Regions from separate parts of the Homo sapiens genome. Here region 1 is linked to region 2. Evidence: read pairs that join two places in POLR2A ChIA-PET (ENCODE). Cell type or tissue: OCI-LY7. All regions are shown on one strand. Links, peaks and the distances in the headings refer to the core of each region. The heading gives the core; the rest is flanking DNA.

The links. ChIA-PET counts read pairs that join two places held together with the same protein. Peaks named below come from ENCODE experiments on the same cell type or tissue, not always from the same donor. Only the 100,000 strongest peaks of a DNase experiment are listed, where the experiment ranks them.
Region 1: POLR2A ChIA-PET joins it to region 2 with 6 read pairs; 2 of 35 experiments call an interaction of 5 or more read pairs at or near these places.

The regions. Positions count from the first base shown.
Region 1 is chr3:186,732,719-186,738,499 of GRCh38, forward strand. The region is part of intron 7 of KNG1 (kininogen 1); the gene reads left to right. Among named protein-coding and RNA genes, the nearest start is that of KNG1, 18 kb to the left of the region's middle. In OCI-LY7, for the core only: no CTCF peak of the experiment used is centred there; no DNase peak of the experiment used is centred there.
Region 2 is chr3:186,666,835-186,673,578 of GRCh38, forward strand. HRG (histidine rich glycoprotein) reads left to right here. Exons shown (of 7, transcript NM_000412.5): 2 at 2,101-2,217; 3 at 3,104-3,194; 4 at 4,789-4,955; 5 at 5,953-6,033. Among named protein-coding and RNA genes, the nearest start is that of HRG, 4.2 kb to the left of the region's middle. RefSeq lists an enhancer at 2,102-3,301. In OCI-LY7, for the core only: no CTCF peak of the experiment used is centred there; a DNase peak (open chromatin) is centred at 3,037.

The sequences.
Region 1 (5,781 bases), core at 1-5,000, 65 kb after region 2:
GCAAATTGCTGACTAATTTTGCCACTGATCTTGGCTCTGGATTGGGAAACCATACATTTGATAATGTGATTTGGTGCATTAGATTTGGTAAATTAAGTGCCAATCTCCCTGTATGCTTCATCCCGGACAAGTATTTTACAACATTCTCTCTGTTTTCTATATGTAAAGGACTGAGGTGAGGATCAAATAAGTTAATATATGTCAAATCACTTTTTCAAACTCTAAAATGCTATATAAATACAATAGCAGCTGGGCGCGGTGGCTCACACCTGCAATACCAGCACTTTGGGAGGCCAAGGCGGGTGGATCACAAGGTCAAGAGATCAAGACCATCCTGGCCAACATGGTGAAACCCTGTCTCTACTAAAAATACAAAAATTAGCCGGGTGTGGTGGTGCACACCTGTAGTCCCAGCTACTCCAGAGGCTGAGGCAGGAGAATCGCTTGAACCTGGGAGGCAGAGGTTGCAGTGAGCCGAGATTGCGCCACTGCACTCCAGCCTGGCAACAGAGCGAGACTCTGTCTAAATAAATAAATAAATAAATAAATAAATACAATAGCAACCATGATATAATTAATAAAATTCAGGGCTAGGGCCAGGAAGACTTACGCTATGTCTTTCTGGACTCATCTCTCATTATAACATCACATAATGTCTTGGGCTCAGCCATATCAGTCAATCCATCATTGCCAAGGCTCCACGCTTTCTTGCCTCCATGTCTTTCACCTACTGTTCTCTCTGCCTGGGATCCCGCTCTCCTGCAAATGTACCCTCTGGGGATTCATCTCTCCTTTCATGCCCTATCAATAGAAGACTGACAGGAGTGTCTTCTGGGAGTCAGGAGACTCAGTTCCACCATAGCATCTGCCGCTCACATCCCAGATCACTCTGGGTGGTCATTCAAACGTTCTAAGCCTTTGTGGCCCCGTCTGTAAAATGAGTGACTGTATTAGAAGAGCCTACATTTTGCCGGGCAGAGTGCCTCATGCCTATAATCCCAGCACTTTGGGAGGCTGAGGCAGGCAGATCACCTGAGGTCAGGAGTTCGAGACCAGCCTGACCAACATAGAGAAACCTCATCTCTACTAAAAATACAAAACTAGCCAGGTATGGTGGTACATGCCTGTAATCCCAGCTACTCGGAAGGCTGAGGCAGGAGAATCACTTGAACCCGGGAGGCGGAGGTTGCAATGAGCCGAGACCGTGTCATTGCACTCCAGCCTGGGCAACAAGAGCAAAACTCCTTCTCAAAAAAAGAGAAGAGCCTACATGTCTAGCAACTCCAATAGTCTCTGACTGATGTCATTATGGACAGACCCCTATTTTAGAGACTAAAAATTGGCTTCCCTAAATACAAGCTAAATAAAAATAATCAAAATAGAGCCAAATTGTTACAGCAAGCCAACATAATCCTCATAATCTGGTGAAAAAATTCTCACTAAAAAGTTCATACTTTTGGCTCAGAATTGAATTTCTAGGAATCTAAAGTAGGAGTCTTTATATACAATGATATTCACTGCAGTTTTAAGTATAACAGCAAAAATAGTAAACTGTCAAAATGATTAATATGAGAATGATTAGATCATGTCTGGCATATCCTCAGAATAGAGTGTTAAGCAGCAACTTAAAAGCATCTTTGTGCGGAGCTCTTGATATGGGGAATGTCTTGTGTTATAATATTCAGTGAAAAAAAGGAGGCATAAAATTGAATATACATGATGTTATCAGTTGTGTTATTTTAAAGTACAGAAAATAATGTGGGAAAAAAAAGTGGCTCACGCCTGTAATCCCAGCACTTTGGGAGGCCGAAGTGGGTGGATTGCTTGAGGTCAGGAGTTTGAGACCAGCCTGGGCAACATGGTGAAACCCCATCTATAATATTAGGTTGGTGCAAAAGTAGTTGTGGTTTTTGCCAAAGTAATGGCAAAATCACAATTACTTTTGCACCAACCTAATAAAAATTCCAAAATTAGCAGGGTGTAGTGGTGCACACCTTCAATCCCAGCTACTCAGGAGGCTAAGGCACAAGAATGGCTTGGACCCGGGAGGCGGAGGTTGCAGTGAGCCGAGATTGTGCCACTGCACTTCAGCCTGGGCGACAGAGTCAGACTCCACCTGGAAACAAACAAAAAAACGAATGCCTCATAGTCATAGTGGTGATTTTTAGGTGATGGAATAACACTACTTTAATCTTTCTAATTTTCTGTATTACTTTTGTAACTGAAAAAAAGTAAACAAACTAGATTAAAGTAAATCAAAACTGATACTTTGATCTCTCTGCTACTTGAGCACTTGTTTCTATCCCAGACACAACCACCCTCTCTCTCTGATTTCATTGCCATATGACCACGTTAGGTTTACTTGAAAGGGACGCCAATCTATGCTATTCATGCTTTTTTCAGCTTTAACTTCTCACTTTATATTTCTGCTTTCTTGTGAAATTATTTTATTCTTTTTTCGTTGTTGTTTTTTAAGAGAGACGCGGGCCAGACATGGTAGCTCATGCCTGTGATCCCAGTACTTTGGGAGGCAGAGACAGGAGGATCACTTGAGCCCAGGAGCGAGACCAGCTGGAGCAACATAGCAAGACCCTGTCTCTACAAAAAAAGAATTAAAGGCCAGGCGTGGTGGCTCATGCCTGTAATCCCAGCACTTTGGGAGGCCGAGGCAGGTGGATCACCTGAGGTCAGGAGTTCGAGACCAGCCTGACCAACATGGTGAAAAACCATCTCTACTAAAAATACAAAAATCAGCTGGGTGTGGTGGTGGGTGCCTATAATCCCAGCTACTCGGGAGGCTGAGGCAGGAGAATCACTTAAACTCGGGAGGCGGAGGTTGCAGTGAGCAAAGATCATGCCATTGCACTCCAGCCTGGGTGACAAGAGTGAAACTCCATCTCAAAAAATAATAAAAAAAAAAAAGAATTAAAAAATTAGCTGGGTATGGTGGTATGTGCTTGTAGTCCCAACTACTTTGGGAAGCTGAAGTAGGAGGATTGCTTGAGACTGGGAGGTCGAGACTGCAGTGAGCTGTGATCGTGCCACTGCACTCTAGCCTAGGTGATAGAACAAGACCCTTTGGGCAACAGAGCAAACAAAAAGAGAGAGAGATGGGGGTCTCACTATGATGCCCAGGCTGGACTCGAACTCCTGGGAGCAAGCAATGTGCCCATCTCAACCTCCCAAGTAGCTGGGATTACAGGCGCACACCAATGCACCCAGCTCCCTTATTCTTTATTCTGAATGTTGTAGGAATAGGCCACCATGTATTGTATGTCAGAGGTTTGCCATCAAAAACAGAACCACTCATTCTCAAGCATGAATATCTAGTCTTCTTAGTAGTTACAGTTTTCTCTGTGGATTAATGAATCAACATTCTAGTATGCATATGTGTCTACATTAAGGATGTCAGGGGGACACAAAGAGGTAACCCATCAGATAGCTGCCAAGTCAATCTGAATATTGCAAGAATTTCAAACTTACTTTAGAGAGATAAATCTTTACTAATTTTTGCATTTAAAGAGAGCAATTTGGTTGCTTGGACATAGTCACCCAAGGCAGCCTTGATGGAAGCAGCCAATTTACTGGAAATCAATTAAACATATGATGAATTTGCTAAAAGCTAGTCTCCAAAATGACCAATTTGCCAAATTGCTAAATATTTATAGTTTTAATCTTGCCTTGGGTTTGCACATTTAGTCCTGTTTGGATGCATGTTGATTCCACGTTGGGTTCATATTTCAGATATGAAACACTTCCTGAATCTTCCATTTTCACACATTAGTGATTACAGTTTCATATAAGTTTTATTTTGCCCTACCACCACTGCTGCTGTCCCCAAGGCTGTTGATGCTCCTGTCTGCCTCTGCTGAGATGAATAAACTTCCAAGATCTGTGTGTGCACATGCAGAAATTTTTCCTTTGACAAAGTCCTAGGAATGTCAAATAATATGTAGATATATAAGACTTGATGCAAATTGCCAGAATCACCAAATATTTGCAATGATGCCAATTTACATTCACATCACCTGGGTATAAGACACCAGTTGAGGCCAGGCGTGGTAGCTCATGCCTGTAATCCCAGCACTTTGGGGGGCCGAGGCGGGCGGATCACCTGAGGTCAGGAGTTTGGGACCAGCCCAGCCAACATGGTGAAACCTCATCTCTACAAAAAACACAAAAATTAGCCAGGTGTGGTGACACTTGCCCGTAATCTCAGCTACTTGGGGGCGCTGAGGCAGGAGAATCACTTGAATTTAGGAGGCGGAGGTTGCAGTGTGTGTCACTGCACTCCAGCCTGGGTGACAGAGTGAGACTCCGTCTCAAAAAATAAAAGAAAAAAGACACCAGTTGAGGATCTTAATTTGAATTCTCTTCCTACCAGCAGTGACTGAGGCTGCTTGATTCCTATGCCTGGCCAATGCCACGTATCATCAATTTTTGTTTTCATCTTTGCCTGCATGGAAGGCTAACAATGATGTCTCATTGCTTTTTTAATGTGCATGTTTTTGTTTATTAATGAAGTTAAACTTTTTTTTAGGCTTAATGACCGTTTTAACTTCTCTGAAATACCTGCTCATGGCTTTTGTCCATTTTTAGTGTTGGGCTTTATATTCATACAGACATTGATTCTATATCATAGTTTTCCCAGCTTGCCTTTCTACTTTGCTTATTGTGATTTTTCAGAAGCAGTTTTCATTTTTCTCTAGTCAAGTTTTAGTATTTTCCCCTTCCTTCAGATTTCTTTCCTCTGCTTTTCACCTAAGAAAGGCCTTCCTCATCCTGGGTTTTGGTGAATATTTATTTATTTGTTTAGTTGTTTTTTGTTTGTTTGTTTTTGTTTTGTTTTGTTTCCCGAAACAGAGTCTCACTCTGTCACCCAGGCTTGAGTGTAGTGGCGTGATCTTGGCTCACTGTAACCTCTGCCACCCAGGTTCAAGCGATTCTCCTGCCTCAGCCTCCCAAGTAGCCGGGATTAGAGATGCTTGCAACCATGTCCGGCTAATTTTTAGTATTTTTAATAGAGACAGGGATTCATTATATGTTAGCCAGGACGGTCTCGAACCCCTGACCTCAGGTGATCTGCCCGCCTCAGGCCCCCAAAGTGCTGGAATTACAGGCAGGAGCCACTATTCCCGGCCAACACATTTAAATACTATGATTTAATACTAAATAATTTGGTTGAGAAATTGGGCCACAAAATATTTAATGGAAGATAGTGTTGAGTAGTGATTAAAACTGTTGCTAGAGATTAAAATAATTTTTTTTTCTTTTTGAGACAGAGTCTCACTCTGTCACCCAGGCTGGAGTGCAGTGGCATGACCTCAGCTCACTGCAACCTCCGCCTCCTGGGTTCAGGTAACTCCCCTGCCTCAGCCTGTCAAATAGCTGTCAAATTACAGGTGTGCATCACAAAGCCCATCTAATTTTTATATTTTTAGTAGAGGTGGGGTTTCACCACGTTGGTCAGATTGGTCTTGAACAGCTGGCCTTAAGTGATCCACCCGCCTCAGCCTCCCAAAGTGCTGGAATTGCAGGCATGAACCACCACGCCCAGCCTAAAATAATTTCTTAATATTAAAAATAGTAAGAGAACAATAAAAACCCCAAATAATTTTTCTAATTACAAAATTTAATCCACATAATTTCTATAGTAGTACTAACTCAGTATTTCACCAATTCAAGATTTGGCAGGACAATAAGGCATATTTAAAAACATTTTAAGTTTTTCTTCCTATTCCTGTTAGATTATTAGATATTACAACTTGAGCCCTTGAATTA
Region 2 (6,744 bases), core at 784-5,783:
CTCGGGAGGCAGAGGTTGCAGTGAGTCGAGATCATGCCACTGCACTCCAGCCTGGGCAACAAAGCTAGACTCCATCTCAAAAAAAAAAAAGAAGAAGAAGAAAACATACAAATTTATTTAATCCAAGGTTTACCTGACACTGGAGTCTTCATAAATGAAGACTCAGATATCCAAAGAAACTGGCCACTTGCATACTTAGAATTCACAAAGGCTGTGCAGAATGCAGAAGTGTGATGGGACAAAAGGCTGTAATCTAAGAGTCATAGACTGAAAGAAGGACCCAGCAAGGCCTCTCTGTTTGAGTTCTTCATGGCCTCTCTGTGTGGCATTTCTTGCTCCCAAGTATGGGACAGGATCCCTTTGGAATGCGGATCTGAGGACCTACTATCAAACAGAGTAGGTCAGAGAATGTCTTTATGGCCAGCTCCTACAAAGAAAGACACAGGGGGAAGGTTAGATTCATATTTTAGGATTTATGGATGCTTTCGGGGAGAGGGATTCTACCATCTGTGACTGTCCTGGAGAAGAGAAATTTTAGTTTCTATGGCTTGCCTTGGGGGAGAAAGCAGAGTAGGAGAACAAAGGGCAGAAGGTCAGACAGATCTGGCTTCTGAGGCCCTTCCCATTTTCTTCAGTTCAAAGGACTCAGCACGCCAAAAGTACCATACTTTGAGATACCATGTTCTGAGCCCCAACAATAGCCAAGTGACCAAAGGAGTGGTAAATGTACTGGAGCAATTTAATGAGGGGAGATCTAGTAAGACTGGATGGGAGGAGGCTTCTGCTGTGTAATGATGCATGGGTAGGATTTGAACAGGTCTGGGTAAATGTGTTCCTGGTGAATTCCTGGCACCACCACTTCTAGGTGGGTATGGAATCAGGAAGAAGGGTGTTAGGGAGCCATTGAATATAAGCAGGTGGGTTCCAGAAGTTCCATGTGGGCTCTGGAGCAGGCATCAGGTAGGAGCCAAGCCTGTGGGCTTGTCTTGAGGTGAAACAAGCTTACTGTCTTCGCTTAGATTACACGCCTACCTAAACTGGACTAGAGGAGCCGATAGACATTATAGAGAGACATGAAGCCTGCCTCTAAGCTCCCCAAATAACCTACTCTCCCTCTGATGGAAAAACTGAAATTAGGGAGGCCAGACAAGGAGTACTACAGAGGACAATTTACCCTTCTGAAAGTATCACAGAGGGAGGCACTGTGGGTTGCAGAGAACAGGTGTGCAGGAGTTTAGGATTCAACCAGTAATTCAGTGACCATTAGTCCCATGCCAGGCTCATCAACACATGTTAGGGCATAGGATGCATCAGCACAGAGCTGCCTCTGAGAGCTAGCATAGAGAGCGGGTGGATGGGGAGGGGTCCTGATGTGCCTGGGGAAACTGAGGCAAGAGACAGGGACATGAAGTAGAAAGCTATTTATGTATTCAGGAATGAAAGAACAAGGGTCAGACCTGGGTTAGTGGGAGTCAGGGCAATGAGACTGAGGAATAGACATGAGAGACGTTGCCAAGAAAGACCATTCAGGGCCTGGTACTGGATAGCAAAAGCAAGGACAAGGAAAACATCTCGTAGGTTTACATGTTTTACCCCAGAGTCTAAGGCAATATGTTGTTAGTGGTGCCACTGACAAAGACGAGGGAAGTGGAGAGGGCAGCTAGTTTGTAAGAGAAGAGAGAGGATTTAGCTTTGGGCAAAGCAACATCAAAGCAGAAAATCCCATGATCAGTAATAGAGCTGGGCAAGAGGACACAACTACAAGGACAGATTGGAGGCCCTGATGAGGTCGTCATGACTTATACTTCCAGGCATGCGTAGGTGATGATGCCTCCGCTAAACCACCACTGCCGTTTAGTGATAGCTTCTTCAAGTTTATGGGCAGAAGACAAATCAGGACCACTTAAAAAGATTTGGAAATAACTCATTGAAGCTATGTATTGGAATCAATAGATCAAATGACGCAAAGGTAGAGCATCTGCAAAGACAGTGAGAGGAACAGGAATTCTGTTTAAGTAATAAATATATAGCTTTAATACATAAAAAAAAACCCGCTAGGTTTCCATGTGCTACTCACATGTTGCTTTTGGCATTCCTCAGGAAAATACAACTGTATATTACTTAGTCTTAGATGTGCAAGAATCGGACTGTTCGGTCCTATCCAGGAAATACTGGAATGACTGTGAGCCACCTGATTCCAGACGTCCATCTGAAATAGTAAGTAAAGAGGGCACCTTCACTCTGCTCTTTTCATTCTTATTTTCCATCTACTCTGTTCACTCAGCCAATGCCTGGGCTAACACAGTAGAAGAGAAAGGGCAGCTTTTGCCTTGAGATTCATGAAGATGATGTTAACCTTGAGCAATACTCTTGAGAGTCTTTCCTGGGAACCCAGTTCAAGACAACTCAGCAGGGTGTGTGGTCCCATCAAAGAGCATAACCAGCTGTGGGTCCTTGGGTAAATCATCTAATAACATCCCTCCACTTTGGTGTTTTTTGACTGTAAAATAAGAAGTGGGTTTAGGAATTCATGGACTCTAAGGGCCTTCCACTCTTGACAGTCTACAGGTATCAGAATCTATGAACTTGTAATTGTGTCCTATGAACAATGGTCCTATTTTCAGGAATGGCCAAAGTAATTACTTGCAGTGAGGAATTGGGTCTTGCTCAGCACCTAGGATATACACTGAGGAATAAGATCTGGCTTTGCATGTGGGAGGTGGGTATTGACATGCCAGGCTCTCTGACACAGGTGGAGAACATGAAGATGAATAAGCAGAGATTCAAGATTTCATTTCCAGAAAATGAGAGGTTCACACTCCTGGAACTTTCACCACTTTTTCCCTTGAAAATGTTTGGGGTATGGCCATGATGCTTTAAATAGTTTCTCGCTGGTTCTCCTGAGGATTTTGAGTGCCAACAGGATGCAGCACACAGAAACTGACTAAGAAAATGCAGGGTTTGAGACAAGCTTTGATGAAAGAAATGCATTTTTAAATGAACAGTAGGAGGATGTTGCATCACCTTTTTGCTCTTTCATATCTGACCTGAGGAAGGCAGGATGCAATGACTCAGCAAGTCCTCAAGAGCCTCTTTCTTACAGGTGATCGGACAATGTAAGGTAATAGCTACAAGACATTCCCATGAATCTCAGGACCTCAGAGTGATTGACTTTAACTGCACCACAAGTTCTGGTATGGTAATCTGTTAAATTGCTAATTAATTCTTGATTAATACAAATTCAATCATACAGTGGTATTTGTCTCATCTATGTACATATGTATTCATATATATTCAGATGTATTCATGTATATCTATGATGTACATGAAAGAAAAGCCTTCATAGACTCCATTATTATTCATTCTCCAGAGAATAGAATTGAGACAAATTTCCCTGGTACTGGTACACCTTCTTTTAAAGAAATTCAACACATAAAAATAGAGATTTAGGAGAGGTAGGTTAGCCTCATTATAGATATAGGCTTTGGAGTCAGGCTTGCTTTAGCTTGAGTCATCATCTGCCAGTTGTATAGTCTTGGGAGGAAGTAAAGTCTTGGGACTATGAAGTAAAGGTTATGACACTTTCTATTTAAGACAAAATAATTGATGCTCAAAGAAGTTAAATGACTTGGCCTCAAGAACAAAGCCAAGATATTGTGAAGATGTGACACAATCCCAGGAGTATTAACTCTAAATTCCACAGCTTTTTTATTTATTTATTTTTATTTTTGAGACAGAGTGTCGCTCTTGCTACCCAGGCTGGAGTGCAATAGTGTGATCTCGGGTCACTGCAACCTCCACCTCCCGGGTTCAAGCAATTCTCCTGTCTCAGCCTCCCAAGTAGCTAGGATTACAGGCATATGCCACCACATCCAACAAATTTTGTATTTTTAGTAGAGATGGAGTTTCTCCATGTTGGTCAGGCTGGCCTCAAACTCTTGACCTCAGGTGATCTGCCCACCTTGACCTCCCAAAGTGCTGGGATTACAGGTGTGAGCCACCACGCCCAGCCTCCATACCCTTTTAATTTACATTTTCAAATAGAATTATCACAGGATTCCTTTTTAAAATAGCAAATCCAAATATGATATTATATACAAAAATGCAAGATACTGCCACAGGAGTTTGCATTGAAGAAAGGATGATCTGTATCTTCTCCTCTCTCTGGGCAAAACTCTATGTTAATGCTCTGTCTTCCCCCTTGGCAACAACAGGAAGAACTTATTAAAATATTAGTGGCCTGGTGCGGTGGCTCACATCTATAATCCCAGCACTTTGGGAGGTTGAGGCCAGAGGGTTGCTTGAGCCCAGGAGTTTGAGACTAGCCTGGGCAATGTGACTCAACCCCATCTCTATTATTTAATATATATGTTAATATATATATCATATTAATACCTAAATATATGATTATATAATATAAAAACATATGATATATTATATAATATATAAATATATAATAGATATTATATAATAGATAATATATATTTATATATTAACGAATGTCATAGTTGTCATATTTATATATATATGTTAGCACTTTATCAGTGGTACTGGTGAAGGCATCATGAGTAGGGGTCACAACATAGACATGGGGATCAGAAAGACTCGAAGGAAGAATCAGCAGTTTAGTTCGGTTGCCAAATGGCTGATTGATCTTGAAGCAGTTACTCAGCTCTTCCCACCCTCAATTTGCCCATCCTTAAAATGAAAGTTATTGTCATTCTTGCCACCAAGCCACCATTAACATTTCCAGCCCTTTACTGTGACACTGCTATCTTCTTTCTCCAGTCTCTTCAGCACTGGCCAATACCAAAGATAGTCCGGTCCTCATAGATTTCTTTGAGGATACTGAGCGCTACAGAAAACAAGCCAACAAAGCCCTTGAGAAGTACAAAGAGGAGAATGATGACTTTGCCTCTTTCAGAGTGGACCGAATCGAGAGAGTTGCAAGAGTGGTGAGTCTCCACTAAGGTTCGGTTGGAGTCTGAAGGCCCAGGCTCCAACCTGGCAGCAGGAACTGAATGGCATACCCTCTCCACCTGCCTCAATTGACTAGCTGCCTTTTAATTTGTCACTTTTGAGGCCATAAAAGACAGGCAGCAGGTATTTAAAAAATACAAAAAAATTGCTTTCCTCAAACACTTTTTTTTTTTTTTGAAGGATGGGTAGGGGAGTAGACATCTGACAGAGTAGGGAGAAAATCTAAAGAGGAAACAGGGAAAGACAAGAACATATGAGGGTTGTGTCATTGCAAATCATCCAATACTAACATTCTTGTACTATGATGGAAAACTGAAGTTCAGAGAAATTACCTCACCACACCCAGTAATGTGCCTATAGTTAGATGGTTCCCTGCTCTCTCTACAAGGACCCAAGTACTTTCACCCAGAGCTGTCTTGTAGAGCAACTGGTTGACATTTGCTATGCATTCAGAAAATGCAGCGTTAAATAGATTGTGTTGCATACAAGTAAGGAAATGAGTACCATGCAGTTGCTCAAAGAATGTTTGGACCCATGCGCACTGGAGTTTGAAAACATATTGGTATAGGAAAATGCAGGTTATAGAACAGTACTTAGACTATGGACCCATTTATATGAAACACTTAGATCTCCCTGTGTATGTGTAACACATCTAGGAAAACACTCGAAGAGGAAACACATCAAATAAATGAGAATGAAAACTCTGGGAAGAAGTTGGAGTGCAGGAGAGGTGATTTTTCACACTCTACTTTATCATATATTTATTATTTGAACCTTTTCAGTGAACTGGTATTCACCTTATCACTTAGGTGATACATTTTTAAAAGGCAGAAACCATTTTAAAAAATGACACATACTGGTGATTTTGAATTCTCATACTGCCTTAAAAAATATTGAATGGTAGTTATCTACTGCTTTTTTTTCCTTTTTCTTTGTCTGTTCTTGAAACTATTTTGATCCCATCTGTTCTAGAGAGGAGGGGAAGGAACTGGTTACTTCGTGGACTTCTCTGTGCGGAACTGCCCCAGACACCATTTCCCCAGACACCCCAATGTGAGTATAAGAAATGTCTGTGATCGTTGACTAGAGTCACAGAGAAAAAAGAAAGAGAAGAAGGAGAAGGAGAAGGAGAAGGAGAGGAAGGAGAAGAAGGAGAAGAGGAATGAGAAGGAGAAAATGAGGAGGAGGAGAAGGAGGAAGAAATGTCTGTGAAATACAAAGTATCATCTGGGAAGCACTTAGTACCTGCCAGGCACTCTTCTAAGTGATTTACACATCAGATAACTTATTGTTTTGTTTTGTTTTTGAGATGGAGTTTCGCTCTTGTTGCCCAGGTTGGAGTGCAATGGCACAGTGTCGGCTCACTGCAACCTCCGCCTCCCGGGTTCAGGCGATTCTCCTGCCTCAGCCTCCGGAGTAACTGGGATTACAGGCATGCACCACCACGCCCAGCTAATTTTTGTATTTTTAGTAGAGATGGGGTTTCACCATGTTGATCAGGTTGGTCTCAAACTCCTTATCTCAGGTGTCCACCCACTTCGGCTGGGATTACAAATCAAAGTGCTGGGGTTACAGGCGCAAGCCACCATGCCCAGCCTATGATAACTTATTAACCCTCACACTACCATATGAGATAGATACCATTTTTAATCCCAAATTAGCAGATAGGGGAACTGAGGCACAGAGAACATAAGCGAACCATAAGAACATGATTTTATAATATACATGATATATACCTAAACTTAAAACTAAGTTTCTAACTGA